Regions from separate parts of the Homo sapiens genome. Here region 1 is linked to region 2. A link is a loop called in an ENCODE intact Hi-C map of the cell type or tissue named here. Cell type or tissue: chondrocyte. All regions are shown on one strand. Links, peaks and the distances in the headings refer to the core of each region. The heading gives the core; the rest is flanking DNA. Region 1 holds the start of NTN3 (netrin 3). Region 2 holds the start of RNPS1 (RNA binding protein with serine rich domain 1).

The links. Peaks named below come from ENCODE experiments on the same cell type or tissue, not always from the same donor. Only the 100,000 strongest peaks of a DNase experiment are listed, where the experiment ranks them.
Region 1: it touches region 2 in a loop (2.1-fold over the local background); 4 of 110 quality-filtered maps call a loop at or near these places.

What each region holds. Positions count from the first base shown.
Region 1 is chr16:2,470,262-2,478,574 of GRCh38, forward strand. NTN3 (netrin 3) reads left to right here and starts at 1,036. Exons shown (of 6, transcript NM_006181.3): 1 at 1,036-2,368; 2 at 2,440-2,628; 3 at 2,724-2,873; 4 at 3,007-3,057; 5 at 3,168-3,242; 6 at 3,495-3,884. The coding sequence starts at 1,441. The coding sequence ends at 3,844. TBC1D24 (TBC1 domain family member 24) reads left to right here and starts at 4,866. Exons shown (of 8, transcript NM_001199107.2): 1 at 4,866-4,909. RefSeq lists silencers at 1,174-1,313, 3,468-3,617, 3,688-3,747, 3,808-4,077, 4,478-4,967 and 1 more. In chondrocyte, for the core only: CTCF peaks have their summits at 3,846, 4,048 and 4,249; DNase peaks (open chromatin) are centred at 1,830, 2,860, 3,225, 4,190 and 5 weaker places.
Region 2 is chr16:2,264,769-2,273,081 of GRCh38, forward strand. RNPS1 (RNA binding protein with serine rich domain 1) reads right to left here and starts at 3,358. Exons shown (of 8, transcript NM_080594.4): 1 at 3,287-3,358. MIR3677HG (MIR3677 and MIR940 host gene) reads left to right here and starts at 3,895. Exons shown (of 3, transcript NR_132988.1): 1 at 3,895-4,075; 2 at 6,908-7,123; 3 at 8,219-8,304. It overlaps MIR3677 (microRNA 3677), which reads left to right and starts at 5,945; the gene lies at 5,945-6,004. It overlaps MIR940 (microRNA 940), which reads left to right and starts at 6,979; the gene lies at 6,979-7,072. RefSeq lists an enhancer at 3,166-3,425 and a silencer at 3,556-4,005. In chondrocyte, for the core only: no CTCF peak of the experiment used is centred there; DNase peaks (open chromatin) are centred at 3,373, 3,763, 3,783, 7,503 and 3 weaker places.

The DNA of each region.
Region 1 (8,313 bases), core at 18-8,017, 210 kb after region 2:
CTACCCCATCCCCAGCTAGTCCCCAGGCCACCCAGCTGGGCTTCTGCCTCAGTTTCCCTGCCCAAACGTGCTGTGACGTAGGGCAGTGGGCTCCGGGTTGCGACCAGCCCCTTCCCATGATTAAACCCTACTCCCTGCCCCTGCAGAGGGGTCCTCAACAGCTAACCAAGCCCCCGAACCCCAAGAAGCCACCCCATCCCACCCTCCAGCTTCCATGTCCTCCCTGCCAGCTGGGCCCGTGGCAGAGGTGCCCCTAGAAACTTGCAGACCCAGGGAGCTTTGGGATCAGAATCTGGCCTGGTGCAGGGGATGCTGGCCTCATGTCTTAGCCCAGCTCAGGCCCATGGGGGTGCCCCCCTTCCTCAACATGGGCAGGAGACACTCCAATTTGTGCAGCTCTCGACTTGGGCCTGATGCCACTTGAGACTCATCAAATCCAACAGCTTCAGAGCGCGTGCTGAGTAACAGGCATCTGGCAGGTGAGGAAACAGGAGCCCAAGACATGCAGCCAGAAATGGGGCAGTTGGATTCAAAATTAGACCTGACCGAATCCTGGGTTCCTTCTACTCGAGTAGATGCTGCTTTGGGGATGACCCTTCAACTGGTGGTTACTTGGCTTCCCTACCTGGGGAACATCCAGGGCCTCTGCTGTCAGACCCGGGGCCTTGCCTGCCTGATGGTCTTCAGGGAGGAGGCGACCCAGACCCCCGTCCAGCACGTGGCACAGCCCCAGGAGCAGTAAAGACCTGGCTGTGGGCCCAGGACCCTGCTGGGTGGTCCCCCACGGGCTGCGAAGGCTGAGCTGCCCCCCTCCAGACCCCTCCCGCCAGCGCATTCCTGGCTCCCCGGCCCCTCCCCTGGCTCCCGGGCCTCCCAGCCCCCTTCCCCGCTGGCCCAGCCCGCGTCTGAATCTGCTTCTGATTCCAGCTCTGCGATGAGGCCCCCTCCCCTCCCCTGCCTCCTTCCCGACCCGAGCAGCCCCGCCCCCGGCTGGGCCCGGGCTTGCGCCTGCTGCGCCCCCCACCCCCTCCTGGCACAGCTCGTCCGCCCTCGCTGCAGCCGGGAGGAGGCGGCGGCCCGTGCACCGCAGGCCCCGCCCGCCCACGGCCCTTCCCGGGAGGCCGGGAGACCTGCTCCGCCCGGCCCTCGGTGGGTGAGTGCGAGCGGCGGGTGGGGCCTCCGCGGGCGGAGGCACCGGGAGCGGGGGCGACGCCTGTCATCGCTCTAGGCCCAGCGGGAGGACGCGCCAACATCCCCGCTGCTGTGCTGGGCCCGGGGCGTGCCCGCCGCTGCTCCCACCTCTGGGCCGGGCTGGGGCCGCCCGGGGGCCCTGTTCCTCGGCATTGCGGGCCTGGTGGGCAGAGCCGCGGAGAGGGCTTCTTTTCCCCAAGGGCAGCGTCTTGGGGCCCGGCCACTGGCTGACCCGCAGCGGCTCCGGCCATGCCTGGCTGGCCCTGGGGGCTGCTGCTGACGGCAGGCACGCTCTTCGCCGCCCTGAGTCCTGGGCCGCCGGCGCCCGCCGACCCCTGCCACGATGAGGGGGGTGCGCCCCGCGGCTGCGTGCCAGGACTGGTGAACGCCGCCCTGGGCCGCGAGGTGCTGGCTTCCAGCACGTGCGGGCGGCCGGCCACTCGGGCCTGCGACGCCTCCGACCCGCGACGGGCACACTCCCCCGCCCTCCTTACTTCCCCAGGGGGCACGGCCAGCCCTCTGTGCTGGCGCTCGGAGTCCCTGCCTCGGGCGCCCCTCAACGTGACTCTCACGGTGCCCCTGGGCAAGGCTTTTGAGCTGGTCTTCGTGAGCCTGCGCTTCTGCTCAGCTCCCCCAGCCTCCGTGGCCCTGCTCAAGTCTCAGGACCATGGCCGCAGCTGGGCCCCGCTGGGCTTCTTCTCCTCCCACTGTGACCTGGACTATGGCCGTCTGCCTGCCCCTGCCAATGGCCCAGCTGGCCCAGGGCCTGAGGCCCTGTGCTTCCCCGCACCCCTGGCCCAGCCTGATGGCAGCGGCCTTCTGGCCTTCAGCATGCAGGACAGCAGCCCCCCAGGCCTGGACCTGGACAGCAGCCCAGTGCTCCAAGACTGGGTGACCGCCACCGACGTCCGTGTAGTGCTCACAAGGCCTAGCACGGCAGGTGACCCCAGGGACATGGAGGCCGTCGTCCCTTACTCCTACGCAGCCACCGACCTCCAGGTGGGCGGGCGCTGCAAGTGCAATGGACATGCCTCACGGTGCCTGCTGGACACACAGGGCCACCTGATCTGCGACTGTCGGCATGGCACCGAGGGCCCTGACTGCGGCCGCTGCAAGCCCTTCTACTGCGACAGGCCATGGCAGCGGGCCACTGCCCGGGAATCCCACGCCTGCCTCGGTGAGGCCTTGGAGGGTGGCCTGGGGACCTTGGACACAACCAGCCTGCCCCTGACCCATCCCTCCCTGCAGCTTGCTCCTGCAACGGCCATGCCCGCCGCTGCCGCTTCAACATGGAGCTGTACCGACTGTCCGGCCGCCGCAGCGGGGGTGTCTGTCTCAACTGCCGGCACAACACCGCCGGCCGCCACTGCCACTACTGCCGGGAGGGCTTCTATCGAGACCCTGGCCGTGCCCTGAGTGACCGTCGGGCTTGCAGGGGTGAGCCACCACCGGCCACCTGCAGGCCCTCACCCTCTGACTTCCCAGATCCCCAGACAGGCTTCTGACCAGGCCCTTCCCACCTCTGTCCTCAGCCTGCGACTGTCACCCGGTTGGTGCTGCTGGCAAGACCTGCAACCAGACCACAGGCCAGTGTCCCTGCAAGGATGGCGTCACTGGCCTCACCTGCAACCGCTGCGCGCCTGGCTTCCAGCAAAGCCGCTCCCCAGTGGCGCCCTGTGTTAGTGAGTGACCCTGCCCCGCCTCAGCCACCAAGCCAAGGCCACCCCAGCTCCCTGCTGTTGTCCCGTCTATTCCCCGAGCCCTGCAGATCTCTCTGCCCCTCCATCGCAGGCCATTCTCCCTCCCTCTCTGCAGAGACCCCTATCCCTGGACCCACTGAGGACAGCAGCCCTGTGCAGCCCCAGGGTGAGTGGACACAGGACAGGGCCCCAGACTGGCATGACTTTGGGGGAGGGGGCTCTGGGAGGAGAGGGTGGGGAAAGGGAGTCTGTGCCAGCCTCCCACCTTCTACCCAGACTGTGACTCGCACTGCAAACCTGCCCGTGGCAGCTACCGCATCAGCCTAAAGAAGTTCTGCAAGAAGGACTATGGTAGGTGCCCTCAGGCCTCCCGCGGACCTTCCCACCTTCCTCCTCTCCCTACCTTCCCTCCTCCGCCAGCTTCCCCTTGGAACGCCTTGACCCTTGCTGGGCCCCAAGGCCCATCCTCATCCCTCAGGTCCTCCACGGGCAGCGACCCCGCCCCTTCAGCCCCCACTGCCCTCCTGGTGTCCTCCCCGTGCCTCCCCCTACCGCGGGCAGGCCGCCCCTTCCTGACCCCGCCCCCTCTCGCTCTCCCCGCAGCGGTGCAGGTGGCGGTGGGTGCGCGCGGCGAGGCGCGCGGCGCGTGGACACGCTTCCCGGTGGCGGTGCTCGCCGTGTTCCGGAGCGGAGAGGAGCGCGCGCGGCGCGGGAGTAGCGCGCTGTGGGTGCCCGCCGGGGATGCGGCCTGCGGCTGCCCGCGCCTGCTCCCCGGCCGCCGCTACCTCCTGCTGGGGGGCGGGCCTGGAGCCGCGGCTGGGGGCGCGGGGGGCCGGGGGCCCGGGCTCATCGCCGCCCGCGGAAGCCTCGTGCTACCCTGGAGGGACGCGTGGACGCGGCGCCTGCGGAGGCTGCAGCGACGCGAACGGCGGGGGCGCTGCAGCGCCGCCTGAGCCCGCCGGCTGGGCAGGGCGGCCGCTGCTCCCACATCTAGGCGCACGTTCACCCTGTGCCTTCGCCTGCCAAGGAGTCCTTGCTCGCGTCGCGCGTGTCGCCACCTGGGCCGCCGCCCCGTCCCCGCCGGCAGCTCCCTCGGTACCTCCCGTCTGGCCCTGGGGGGATGTGACCGGCGCAGCGACAGCCCGCCCCGCACAGAGGCAGATGATATGGCACACCCGGAGGACCCCATGGTCTCCCGCCCTCTGGCTGTCGGCCCTGTCCCAGGGGCACTGGGATACCCGGAAGGCTGTGAATCCTTCGTGATGCCGGGCCCTCTCGGGGATCTCAGATCATCCCCGGGGCCGCTGTGATGCACCCCCACCTGTGCGGCGACCCGCCAGGGAGCGCACTGACCTCCCCAAAGACTGTGGCCACCGCAGGCGCCTTGGACCCCCATGGGGGGACAGGGCGTCCCCTGCCTCCTGCAGCCCCACGAGGGCGGCGGCCTTGGCCCCTGCGGGCTGGGCGTCCGCGTCCGGGCGCCCCGCGGCGTCTGCTGCCGGGTCCCGTAACTTTCTTGGCCGCCTGTGTCCCCGTCTGCCGGCTCCGTCCGGCCGTCCCTCTCTCTGCCGCGTCTCTGACCCTCGGCGCCACAGCTCCTCAGCTCAGGGCCCGTCCCAGAACCTCCTTCCAGCCCTTCTCCCCCGACTCGGGAAGGGACGTCGTGCCCACGCGGTTCCGGATCCACGCGTGACCCGGCCGGACCGCGACTCCGACAGGCGGCTGTCCGGGCCCCCGATGCCCTCGGCAGGGCCGTGCCACCCCCCGCCCCCCTTGGCTTGTCCCCCCGGGACCGCACTGCCGTTGCCTCCTCTCCGCACGGGACCGGTTCCCGGCCGGCCCCAGCTTCCGCCGCTGCGGCCGCCGACCGTCAGCGCGCATGCCCAGAGCCGGGCAGGCCGGAGCCCCGCGGGCTCTCCGGGGTGGGCACAGGGCGACAGCTCGGCGGGGGCGGGGCCGAGCACGCGCGTGCGCAGAAAGGCCGGCGCGGCAGGCTGAGGAGAAAGCGGCGCGCGGAGGTGGGTGCGCTCGGGGCGTGCGGGGGGCGCGCGGCGGGGTGGCGGGTGGCGGGGCCGGGTCCCCGCTGTCACCGCGGTCGGCGCGTGCTGGGGGCGGGAGCGTGGGGGCCGGGCTGCGGGCCCCATTCGAGGCGGGGATCCCCGGCCACGCGCGGGTTGGGGGCTCCAGAGCCCGGCACCGCCCGGCGCTGCAGCTGCGGCTTGGCCTACGGGAGGGGGCGCAGGAGCGGGACCCCCTGGGCGCGAGGCCCGATCCCCGCCCGGTCGCTGGCCCGCGGCCCGGCCCAGGGCATGGTGTCGTCTGGAAGAGTGACTGTGTCACTGTTTCCTTGGGGCGCTTTCCGTCTCCGCAGGGTCGGAAATCCTCTTGGGGGCTCGGTGAGATTGCAACAGATTCTGATACGCCCTGCCCTGTGGACCTGCAGCGGCCCCGGGCCCCGCCCCGCCCCGCCCAGGGATGACACACGCCCCCACCGACCACCCGCTTGGGGGTCCGCCAGCCCCCGGCCCTGTCCAGTGGGGGGCCCCTCTGGGTGCGCCGTGCCAGGCGGCCGCTGTCCTTCGGGCCCTGGGAGGTGGAAGCCAGGGACTCCCAGCCCTGAGCCAGCACAGCGGAGGGGAGAGCCGGCCCCACCTGGGCTGGGCTGCACCTGTTCCCGCCCCCTCCAGGCGGGAGTCCCCGCGGCCTGGCCACAGGCCTTCTTTGATGGCCGTGCCCCGCAGGGAAACGCGCTGTGGCCCCCGGGTTACTGCTTGCGGGGGTGATATTAAAGGTCAAAGGTTGTCTAAAAGCCACCTGGGTGGTGTGGAGGTGCAGGTGGGCTGTTAGGTTGGTGGCTGTGGTTGTGAAGCCGATGTCACTGTCTTTACCCAGCAGCTTATTCCAGAAAGGGGGCGTCAGCCTGCCCTTCCAGTGCCGATAGAAGCACTAGCGGGTGATTTTTCCCTGTTTTGCTGTGTTTGCTCTGGAGTCACCAGGTGACTTCCAGGCAGTGTGCAGAAGGAACCGTCCCATTATTTGGCACGTGGGCCGTTTCCTCCACCCGAGGTCCAGGGCTCCGTCTTCACAGTCTGTCCTCAGCACACAGTAGGCACCTGTAGATGGCACACGTGGCGTTTCCTCCGCCCGAGGGCCAGGGCTCTGTCTTCAGCACACAGTAGGCACCTGTAAATGTTTGCTCAGTTGCGGCGAAGACAAGCAGTCAGGTTCTTTTCATTTTAAGGAACACACACTGGGAAAAAAAACCAATCCAGATTAGAGAAGATCAGAAAATCTTACGAAGATTTTACAGTTACTGTTCCTAGCCTGTGGCGTGACCCCTGCGTGCACCGCCTTTTATTCTGAGGGTTGATCCTCATCTAATCTGAACACTCAGATAGAGGCTTTACATGGAGGACTTATTGGGGAGTGCTTGCTCTACTTAGAAGCCTGTCTTTCCCTGTGAAGAGGGCGGGAGCCACGCTGTTCATCTTTGCTTCCCCACAGCCTGGCCAGGGCCGGACCAGAGGTTTTCTCTACATGATGGTTGAAGTGGATCAAGGTCCTTTTGTCGGAGTGATAGATGTCAACTATTGCAGTGGCTTTCCACTGGGTTGAGGGTGACCTTCCGAGATGCAGAAGTAATCTAGGCAAGGTTTTCATAACAACAATAAATTTGGCCACCCAGGGTCTGTGAAGTCACCTGTAGGGTAGCCTTACTAGCTCTCGCTGACCACACCTGCCAGGAGTGTCCAGCAGGCTCGAGTGACCTTGGGCATGCAGTGTTGCTCTTAATTATCTACAGATTGAGCCAAGCTCAGAAAACATATTAAATGTTTGCCTTTAGATGGTTTCTGGTTTAAAGTACATAAGGACAATGAAGCAGGTTACAAAAAAAGCACTTAACATTTACCCTGTTCAATGTTTTACCTGTCTGAGCATACCTTTTCTGTTATGACAACTCTGTAAATGGAAGAAAGAAGTCCTTTTCAACTCAAAGCAGCAATTTCAGTGGCTGTTTCAAACATTGCCTTTCAATTGGAGATAAAATCAAAGAAACAAAACCTCAGGCTTTTTACTGAGGACCAACTTGAATTCATTATTCAATGATTTTCTGTATCCTTTCAACATGTGTTTGTTAAGCGAGGTGCGGTGGCTCACGCCTGCAATCCCAACACTTTGGGAGGCTGAGGTGGAAGGATCGCATGAGCCCAGGAGTTCAAGACCACCTTGGGCAACATAGGGAGGTCTCGTCTCTATAAAAAATTAGCCAAGTATGGTGGCATGTGCCTGTGGTCCCAGCTACTTGGGAAGCTGAGGCAGAAGGATCACTTGAGCCTGGGAGCTCAAGACTGCAGTGAGCTGTGATTGTGCCACTGCACTCAAGCCAGGGCAACAGAGTGAGACCCTGTCTCTGAAAAACAAAACAATAAAAATGCATTTATTGAATTCACACTTCATAGGAGGCACCATGCCGTGTGTTCTGTGGATTTGGTGTTAAGACTTGGTCTCTGCCCTTGAGCTTATAGTGCAGTGAGGAGACAGGAGAATAAACACATGGTAGAAGCTCCCACAGAGGTGGACAGAGCCTTCTGTGGGCGCAAAGGCGTGGCATCCAGCTGGATTGTGGTGGGGGTGGGGCTCTGAGATGGACTTGAGCTTCATTTTGAAGGATGATCAGGACCGGCAAGAACAAGTGAGGGAAAGTGCCTTCCCCCGAAGGGACAGTGGATATAAAGTGACAGGCGTGGTTCCTGCCCACCAGCTCTTGGGAGAAGGGCAGTGGTGGCCCCAGGGTAGATGGGGTGAAGTGAGTGAGCTAGGCTGACAGCAGACTGGGAAAAGCCTTGAGTTCCACCTGGGAGTTTGAATTCACCCTGAGTGGCATGAAGCCTCTGAAGATCTTGGGTTTGTGAGTGACTTGATCAGAGGTGGCCAGGGAGGTGAAGAGGCCAAGGCCGGTTGAGGGACTGTCATGGCACACCCAGAGAGACATCAGCACAGAAAAGAGCAAGACTCAGCCAGGCCCGGGGGCTCACACCTGCAAGCCCAGCATTTTGGGAGGCCAAAGCGGGAGGAACACTTGAGCCCAGGAGTTGCAGGCTGCAGTGAGCTATGATTGTTCCACTGCACTCCACCCTGGTCAACTCTGTTTCAGAAGAAAAAAGAGAGCAAGACTCTGAGACAAGTGGTTGCAGGATGGGAAGAGCCAGGGAGGAAGGAGGGGATGTTCCAGTATTGAGCAGCGGGCAGTGCCACACCCCATGCAGAGTGTGGAGGGAGGGGGCGGGCTGGCACCGTGTGGAGATGGCGATGAGGTTACTGCGAGACTGGGCAGTAAGCATATGTGTTTTGGCCTGGAGCCAAGGAGAGTGTACTAGACGAGAGCATTTTGGGGATGCTGTGTGCCATCCAAGCTGGGGAC
Region 2 (8,313 bases), core at 111-8,110:
AAGATAAAAGGGTTTAAAGAGTGAACGAATTGGCAAGGCAACAAGTCTACTTTGCAGTCAAAAGCTGAGCACACAAAAAGGCAGCAAGGGAGCACGGTAAGCAATAAGTGTCCACACAGTCAGGAACACATAGGGACAGTCCCCATGTGCTCCTGGAGGCGTCTCTACCCCGCAGAGGAGGCACAGGTACAACTGTCGCCCCAGCGTATCTTTTTCTTAAAAAATGGAGATGGTGGAGACCATCACTGTTATTTTACAGGCTGAACAATTCAGTTTTCACCCACAAGTTTGATGAGCCCCTGCAGTCCTTTCAAAATGCCACAGCACCACATTCACATGCAGAACAGAGAAAAACCTAACTCAAGGGTGGTCTCCAGATAGGATTAGATCTCCTGTTTTATTGCAATTTCCCCTTAGGATACACTGGATGTGACTGGAAGCAAAAATCATTTCAAAAGCGACTGGTACCAGCATCAAAACACTTAATACCCAAAAGCAAGCAGATGAAATGTACCATATGAACATCTAAAAAGCAGTAGAAGAATCATTTTAAAAAGCAGTTATTGCACTGTACTTTAATAATATGCATATTGAGTGCAGGGGAAGACACATGCAAGTCTGCAATTCACTTTTAAAGAAAAAATAAGATTGATGGGTGGCTAGATACACCATACAGCAAATATAGCAGAAACGTAACTTATAGACTATTAACCTCTGATTTTTTTTTTTTTTTTGAGACAGAGTCTTGCTCTGTCACCCAGGCTGGAGTGCAGTGGTGCGATCTTGGCTCACTGCAACCTCCGCCTCCCGGGTTCAAGCATTTCTTCTGCGTCAGCCTCCCGAGTAGCTGGGACTACAGATGCACGCCACCAGGCCTAGCTAATTTTTGTATTTTCAGTAGAGACAGGGTTTCACCATATTGACCAGGCTGGTCTCCAACTCCTGACCTCGTGATCCGCCAACCTCGGCCTCCCAAAGTGCTGGGATTACAGGCGTGAGCCACCAGACCCGGCCCTTAAGTGGTCTTTATGTGAGTATTAACTGTATAACTCGACCTTCCTGTGTTTTTTTTAACATTTTTCAAAAATAAGATGGAGAAAAAAAGTAGGCATTGAAATTGCGTGAGAGACTGCCTGCCATGTAAGAGTTTAGCAAAATGCCTGGACTGCAGAATGTGCTCAAATAACGGTAACAAATTACTCAAAAACAAATTACTAATTAGTTATGGGCCCTATTTTCCAGGGACTTCTGCCTTCAGTATTTCTAGTAAGGCTCTGCACAAGCTGCAGGAGTTGTTAAGTGAAGATCTCAGGAATGGAGTCTCAGCTACTTCTGTCTCACCTTCTCCAAGAGCCAGTTGGTAAGGAGGACACAGCACACCAATGTGGTCCTGGTTTCCCTGTGCAGTGCACGCCAGGGGTGCTTCAAAATGCTGCTGAAAATACGTTCTGACCCAAGAAAGAAAAGCACCTGGCTTTGAACAGTCAAATGAGAGCCAAGGAGGGCCGAACGCCACCTTTGCTGCTCTTGTCCAGGGGTAAAATGTTTTGCTTTAGAACAGTAAGGTTCTGCAGACACCCAGCAGATAGTGCCTCGACACTCTTTGTGTCCTCGGACAATCAGTGAGTATCATTCAGAGTATAATTTAGAGTCTGGAGCCAGAGGGCCTGGGTTTGATTTGAGGTTTTACTGTGTGATTTTAGACAAGTCACTTATCCTTTCTCAAGTTTCTCATCATCAATATGGTGACAATTACAGTTCCAACCTTATAGTTACCCAGGGCATTAATTAAAGACTCGATAAATGTTAGGAGCAAGAGTTGTATCTCCACGTCCGGAGGCTCCTTCCCCCACAGACACTTGTCTCCAAAGTTACACTAATTTCTGAACTCTCAGCTGGGTTCCTGCACCCACCCGCCTTCGAATCACCTGCAGCAGCACTGTCCAATAGAAACCGTGTGAGGAGCCACAAGCATCACCTGAAATTCCTTAGTAGCCACGTCACAAAAATGGGTGAAATTAATTTTTAACGTTTGACACATCCAAAATATTATCTTTCCAACATATAATCAACATAAACATCTAATAAAAGTTTGCTTTTTTCCTAGTCTTCTAAAACTGGTGTGTGTTTTAATATTTCAGTCTTGATTAGCTGTATTTCACATGCTTAGCAGCCACATGTGGCCAATGGCTACTTGGCTGGACAGCACAGACCTAGAGTGGAGGTCACACCCGCAGATTCCAGCCCCACCCCCCCAAGAACTAAGATCTGCCCGAATGTACTTGGTGAAATCAAACACCACCAGTTATTCTTAAGCACTCCAAACACTAAGAACCACTGAGTAAGCGGACGCCTTGCTGGGTGCGGTCGAGTGCTAGAAAGCAAAAGTTGAGGTTCTCTGTTCACCCAAGTTCAGGTACCGGCTCAGGACCTCGGTTACCTCCCCCATCCTCCGGAAAGGTGCGCGTCCAACAGCCAGAGAGAGGAGAGAACAATTAGTTAAATCTCGAGGAGAGGGCGTTTCGGCACAAATCTTCAGAGCACCTTCCCCATTTAAAAGTACATTTCAGGCACAGTTCATGCGGAATCAAGACAAAAAGCCTACTCCACGTTTCTCCTCCAACAAACTTAACCTTCCCGTATCCGCCCCTCTGGGGTAACCCATCAAACTGAGCTCGGCCACCGTGCTCGGTCCATAGTGGGCCGTATCCCCACGGCCTAGCGCCGATAATTGCACACGGGAGTCCGGGAAACGTTCGCGGAGTACACGTTTGAATTAATGACTCCGAAGGGGGGATCGGCCGACCTTCCACCGCATCCCACAAAGAAACTCCGCGCCCGCCGACACCGGCCCGACACGCCGACCTCGCCGCTACCCGTCCGCGTTCACTCACAACTCCCCCGTCCAGGCGCCGGGCCGCGAGCGCTTCCAGGGCAGGGCCTGGCGTTGGGGGCTTGGGTCTCCGGCCCGGCGGGAGGGCCCCAAGGGCGGAGGCCGCGCTCCCCGCTGGTCTGAGTCCCGCGGGCCTGGCTGGGCCACCGCCGAGCGGACGAAGCACAGGCGCCCTTCCGTCCGCAGCGGCCCCGACCACTTCCGGGCCACGGCCTCGACACCTCCCACTCCGCCCGCCCCGGGCCACACTCTTTCTTCTCGGAGCCCGCACCGCGCTGCCAGGCCACCGCCGCACTGCGGGGCTGAGGAGTGGACCGGCTTCACGAGGCGTCCTGCCGGGCCTGCCGGGCAGCCCCCGAAACACGGATGCAGTCGGATTCCGCCCCAACTTACATCTTCCCGCCGCCGCCACCTCCTCCTGCTTTCCTCAGCCGCCGAGGCCGGCGCCGCTCTGACGTCAGAGTCAAGGAGCGGGAAGTCGCCGCCGCCCGGCGCGCAGCGATGACGTAAACGCCTGGCCCAATGGGCGCCAGCGAGGAAGCGTTAAAGAGTCAAGGCAGTTTGTGGGAGTCGCGCTGGGGACGTTCAAGGTGTCTCCTAGCCGGTAAAGTCCCTGGGACTGACCGGGCTGGTTGCACGCTTACTGGAGCGGGCACATGGGTAGCCTGTTGAACCTGGGAGGGCAGCGCGATGACCGAGGCTCGTCCTCCGGCGCGGAGGGTGTTAACGCGCCCGTGCCCCGCCCCTTTCCTTGCGCGGGCGCACTGGGCCCGCCCGGGCAGACTCCGGCCCCTGTCGCCGGCGGTGGAGGCGGGGCTCCGGGCCGGGCTGTGCTGAGGCCGGCGGGGTGGTAGCACAGGAGGGGTTCGCAGGCTCTGCGGCCGTGCGTGGCGGGGCGTGGGGGCCCGCAGGGCGGAAGTAGCTCGGAGAGACGGGCTGGGGCAGGGCGTGCGTTCGTGCGGTCAAAATCCACTGGTGGCGTTTGGGGTGTTCCCGTGGACGCGGCCTCCCGGCAGGCGGACCTCCACCGGGTGGGCGCGGCAGGCGGGCTGTGCGGGCAGGAAGAGCGACGAGCTTGAGAGTGGGAGATGGGGTGCAACGGCGGGCCTCTCCGGGGAGGTGACACTGCCGCTGAGACCCGAATGGAAGGGCGCGCCCGGCGGGGGAACAGCAGGCGCCGAGGTTCGCTGGAAGCAGGGAAGGGAGGCCCGGGTACCGGCTCGCAGGCCCGCGCGAGCTTCGCGGCAGCGGCACGGAGCGTGTGAACGGCGCAGCGCCGAGGCTTCATCCATCGGCCGGTGCAGGGTCCGGGCAGGGAGCACTGTCGACCAGGGTCCGACCCTGGGAGAGTCCAGAGGTGGCGCCTCTGGCAGGGACAGAGGAGGGGGTGACGCTGTAGGGGTGCAGGCAGGAGGCTCCGCGTCAACTCCCCACACTGACGGGGCGGATTTTTTTTTTTTTTTGACAGAGTCTCGCACTGTTGCCCAGGCTGGAGTGCAGCGGCGCGATCTCGGCTCACTGCAACCTCCGCCTCCCGGGTTCAAGCGATTCTCCTGCCTCAGCCTCCCGAGTAGCTGGGATTACAGGCGCACACTACCACACCCGGCTAATTTTTTTTGTATTTTTCTGGTAGAGACAGGGTTTCACTATGTTGGCCAGACTGGTCGAGAACTCCTGACCTCGTGATCCGCTCCTAGGTTCGCCTTGGCCTCCCAAAGTGCTCGCTCCTGGGCGTCCCAAAGTGCTGGGATTACAGGCGTGAGCCACCGCCCCCGGCCGAGGGCGGGTTTTGTTCTCTGCTGTGCCTGTCAGGCAGTCGTTGCCCTGTGGTTATTTGTGGAGGGATTGACGGTGCGCTGAGCTTCAGACTTTGTCTGAACAGCTTCGTGGCAGCAAGGAAGGGAGAAGGGAACAGATCCAAGCCGATCTTTGGGAGGAGAGAACCAGCATGACTTGGAGACTTTAGATGTCAGAGCAAAGGACAGGGTGCAGCTTGGTGACCCGGAGTGGGTGGGTGGGTGAATGGATGGATAGATAGTGGGGATGTGGTCTGCCATCACTGCCCTCTTCCCTGTGTGGGAAGCCAGCTCTTGGTGACTTCCTGCCGAGACCCACTCCCTCTGGCCCTGTCCGAGGGTGTCAAGTGTGCCCTTGACCCTTCACCCTGGGCTAAGGGATGTCCAAGGAGTTGGGGACAAAGGCAGCTAGGAGGAGGAGCTACCTCCCGAGTCTGCTGCAGTAAGTCACCAGTGTGTTCCTGTGGGTGGAGGCTGGCAGGCCCATCAGTCTGGTTTGGGTACCCGTTGGATTTGGGTTTGATGACATGTAAAGTGAGTTAGAGTCTCTGCATTACTGTCACACCTGCTGTGCCCAGGCATGGAAGATTAAGTGGAACAGAGGGGCCGCCCCCCTGCTGAAGGGGCCCCAGAGTCGGCGCTAGGGGAGGGGGCAGCCTCGGTGGTCCAGGCAGGCATAGGCGGAATTCTCTGAGGTGGCATTGGAGTCCAGTGGTCAGAGGTGCTAAAAGGCCCCAAACCTAGAGCCCATGCCCAGGGCCCCACTGACACCTGGTGGGCAGGGGCAGCCTGGTGACCCCACATGACATGGGTGGGCGTGACGCAGCACCAGCTGGGCCGACAGCCCTCCCCCTGCTGGTTTTTAATGCTCTGCAGTAATGTCATTTGGCCTGCGAATAAGCTTTCACACATTTTATATTAAATCTACAAGTATGATTTATTCAGGCACTTACGAATTTAATCAAATTTGTTTCTAAATATTACTGATTTTTGTTATCAAATGTGCCATCAGCTGTTGAGCTTTGAGAATTGAGCATCCTGGCTTTTGCCATTTTGAGGATCAGCAGAAGCATGTCTGGAAGAAATGTGAGAAAATAAAACTCAGGAGCCTACCCCCACCCTGCCCTTCCAGGAGCTCAGCCCCAGAGCCAGGCTGCTAAGGCCATGGAGGCTGAGGGCAGTGGAGCTGGGGTTTCTGGAGCCTCAGGGGCCCTGGTTTGCTGGAAGGGCAGGCAGGGCTTCATGGAGGGCATTAGGCAGTGGCCAGAGCCCTGCAGTGCTGGGCATGGGCTTCTCGTGGGCTCTGGCCACGGCCCTGAGCTCCTCCCCTTACCTTCCCAGAGCGGAGGGTCACCTGCTGAGCTGGGCACGGGCTTCTCGTGGGCTCTGGCCACGGCCCTGAGCTCCTCCCCTTGCCTTCCCAGAGCGGAGGGTCACCTGCTGACAGTTTGGGGCGGCTCTGTCTTTGAGAGCATGCCCTCATGAAGGCAGAATGTCCTCCCTGCCTCCATCCTCTGTGGCCCGGTGGCTCCTGCAGTGCCTGCCCTCAGAGGCTGGTGGCCTGGGACACAGGGATGAGGATGGGCTTGGTGGTGCTGCAGGTCACAGTGGGTCATGAAGGAGCTTTGGGGGTGTTGCATTCTCTGGTAAAGCACAGCAAGGGAGCCCTTTTACCCACTACTAAAACCTGGCTCTGCACTGAGGCCATGCGCAGCCCAGTCAGGTGGACGAGGGGGTAACGACTGGACCGTGGGGAGGCATCAGAGGAGGAGCTGCTGAGAGGCGGGTCACCACAGCCTGGTGCCTGTCTGGAGAGGGTGGGGCTGGGGGAGGTGCTGGCCAGGTCCATGGGGGTGGCCAGGCTGGGTCTGAAAGGGCCTTGCGCTGGTGTGGGGTGAGCTTGGTCTGTTGGGAGAGTATGCAGTTCATTGGGGCCTCCCTGGCTCCAGGTTTGCATGTCTGAGGAGTGGGTATCATCAGGGCCTGGGGCCTCTCCAGTGGGCATGTCTGAACTCTCCCAGGGTTGGGAGCCTGTGCTCATCACAAGCTCAAAGCACTCCATTTCTGCTACCATGAAGTCAAGGATGGTGACTGTGAGCCGCCTGGGACCTGAGCTGCCTGGGACTGTGACTGAGGCACCCGGGGTGCCTCTTAGGGCCTTGGGTTTGGGCCCATGGCTAGATGAGCCTTGGTGATTCTGTGGTATTGCCTGGGCCAGGTGGACCCAGGGGCAGCTGCGGCTAGTCCATTTGGAGCTCCTTCAAGCCGAAGCATCCAACACCAGTGTCTGTGAGGTGTGGGCCCGGCCCCAGGAGCGGGGCCTGGGCAGCCCCGTGTGTTGAGGAAGGAAGGCAGGGCCCCCGCTCCCCGGGCCTGACCCCACTGCTTCAGCCCCCTCCTGCCTGCCTACAGCCTGGCCTCGAGGGCCCATCAGGTGAGGGGACCCCACCTGCACCACCCCGTCCTACCTCCTGGAGGAGGCCTTGCCCCTGACAGGCAGCCTCCAGCCCTCCCACCCTGATCCCTGTGTGGGATGGCCAGAGCATGCCCAGCATGCTGGGGTTCGGCGGTGGGGGGCATCTGGAGGGAGGGACATGTCAGTTCGGGGAGGGATGAGCAGCCTAAGTGACTGCAGTGCTGGGCCATCTCCTGCATGGTGGAGCTCCCCTCGAGCCGCCTGTCTGCAGGGGGCTCTGGCCAGTAGTGCAGCCGGGCAGGGTCTGTACGGCACAGGCTGCACCAGCCTCCATGCAGACCAGTCTGTGTGGGAGTGGGGGTCTCAGAGGGCCCAGCCGGCCTATGCCATGAGCATGGTGCTGGCCCAGAGGGGGAGCTGAACAGCAGCTGGGTCGGTGCGTTACCTGGTGGGGCAGCAGACAGCAGCTGCCCTGGCTGGGGTTCAAGCCCCGGGCTGGCCTGGTGGAATCCCCTCTCCGTCACCCCCAGGTTCTGTTCTTGCAGGTGTCAGGCCTGGGGCCTTGAGACAGACCTGCAGTCTCCACCACAGCCACAGTGGGTGGGGTCTGGGTCCTCACGGAGGTGATCCTCCACCCCCACACCTACCTTGTGCATGGCAGTGGTGTCTCCTGGAGCTGGTGAGACCCCACCTCACTCAGGAAACCCCCCAGACGCCCCCAGGCAGAAGTGGCCATACTCCAGGGCCTGCATCCCTGTGCCCCACAGTGCGCCCTGGCCGGTTGGTTGTAGGAACTCAGAAAAGCAAAGCAAACAGGATGGTTCCCTGCTGGACACATTACATTCCCTGCTGGACACATTTCTATTGCAGATCTTTAGTCCAGGATTCCAGGGTAGCCAAGGTCACCTGAGTCCTGGGGACTCTGGGCCTGGTCTCTGAAAGCAGCCAGTAAGACAGAGATGGGAAACCCAGCAAGATGGAGTGAGCCAAGGGCACAGTTGGGTCCAGGCGCAGCAGGGAGCTGCCTGGGGGTGACACACACTTGACGGAGGCCACTGCACACACCCTACCCCGGCCTGAACTTGAGCACTTCCTTTTTTTTTTTTTTTTTAGATGGAGTCTCACTGTAGTCCAGATGGAGTGCAATGGCGTGATCTCGGCTCACTGCAAGCTCCGCCTCCCCGGTTCACGCCATTCTCTTGCCTCAG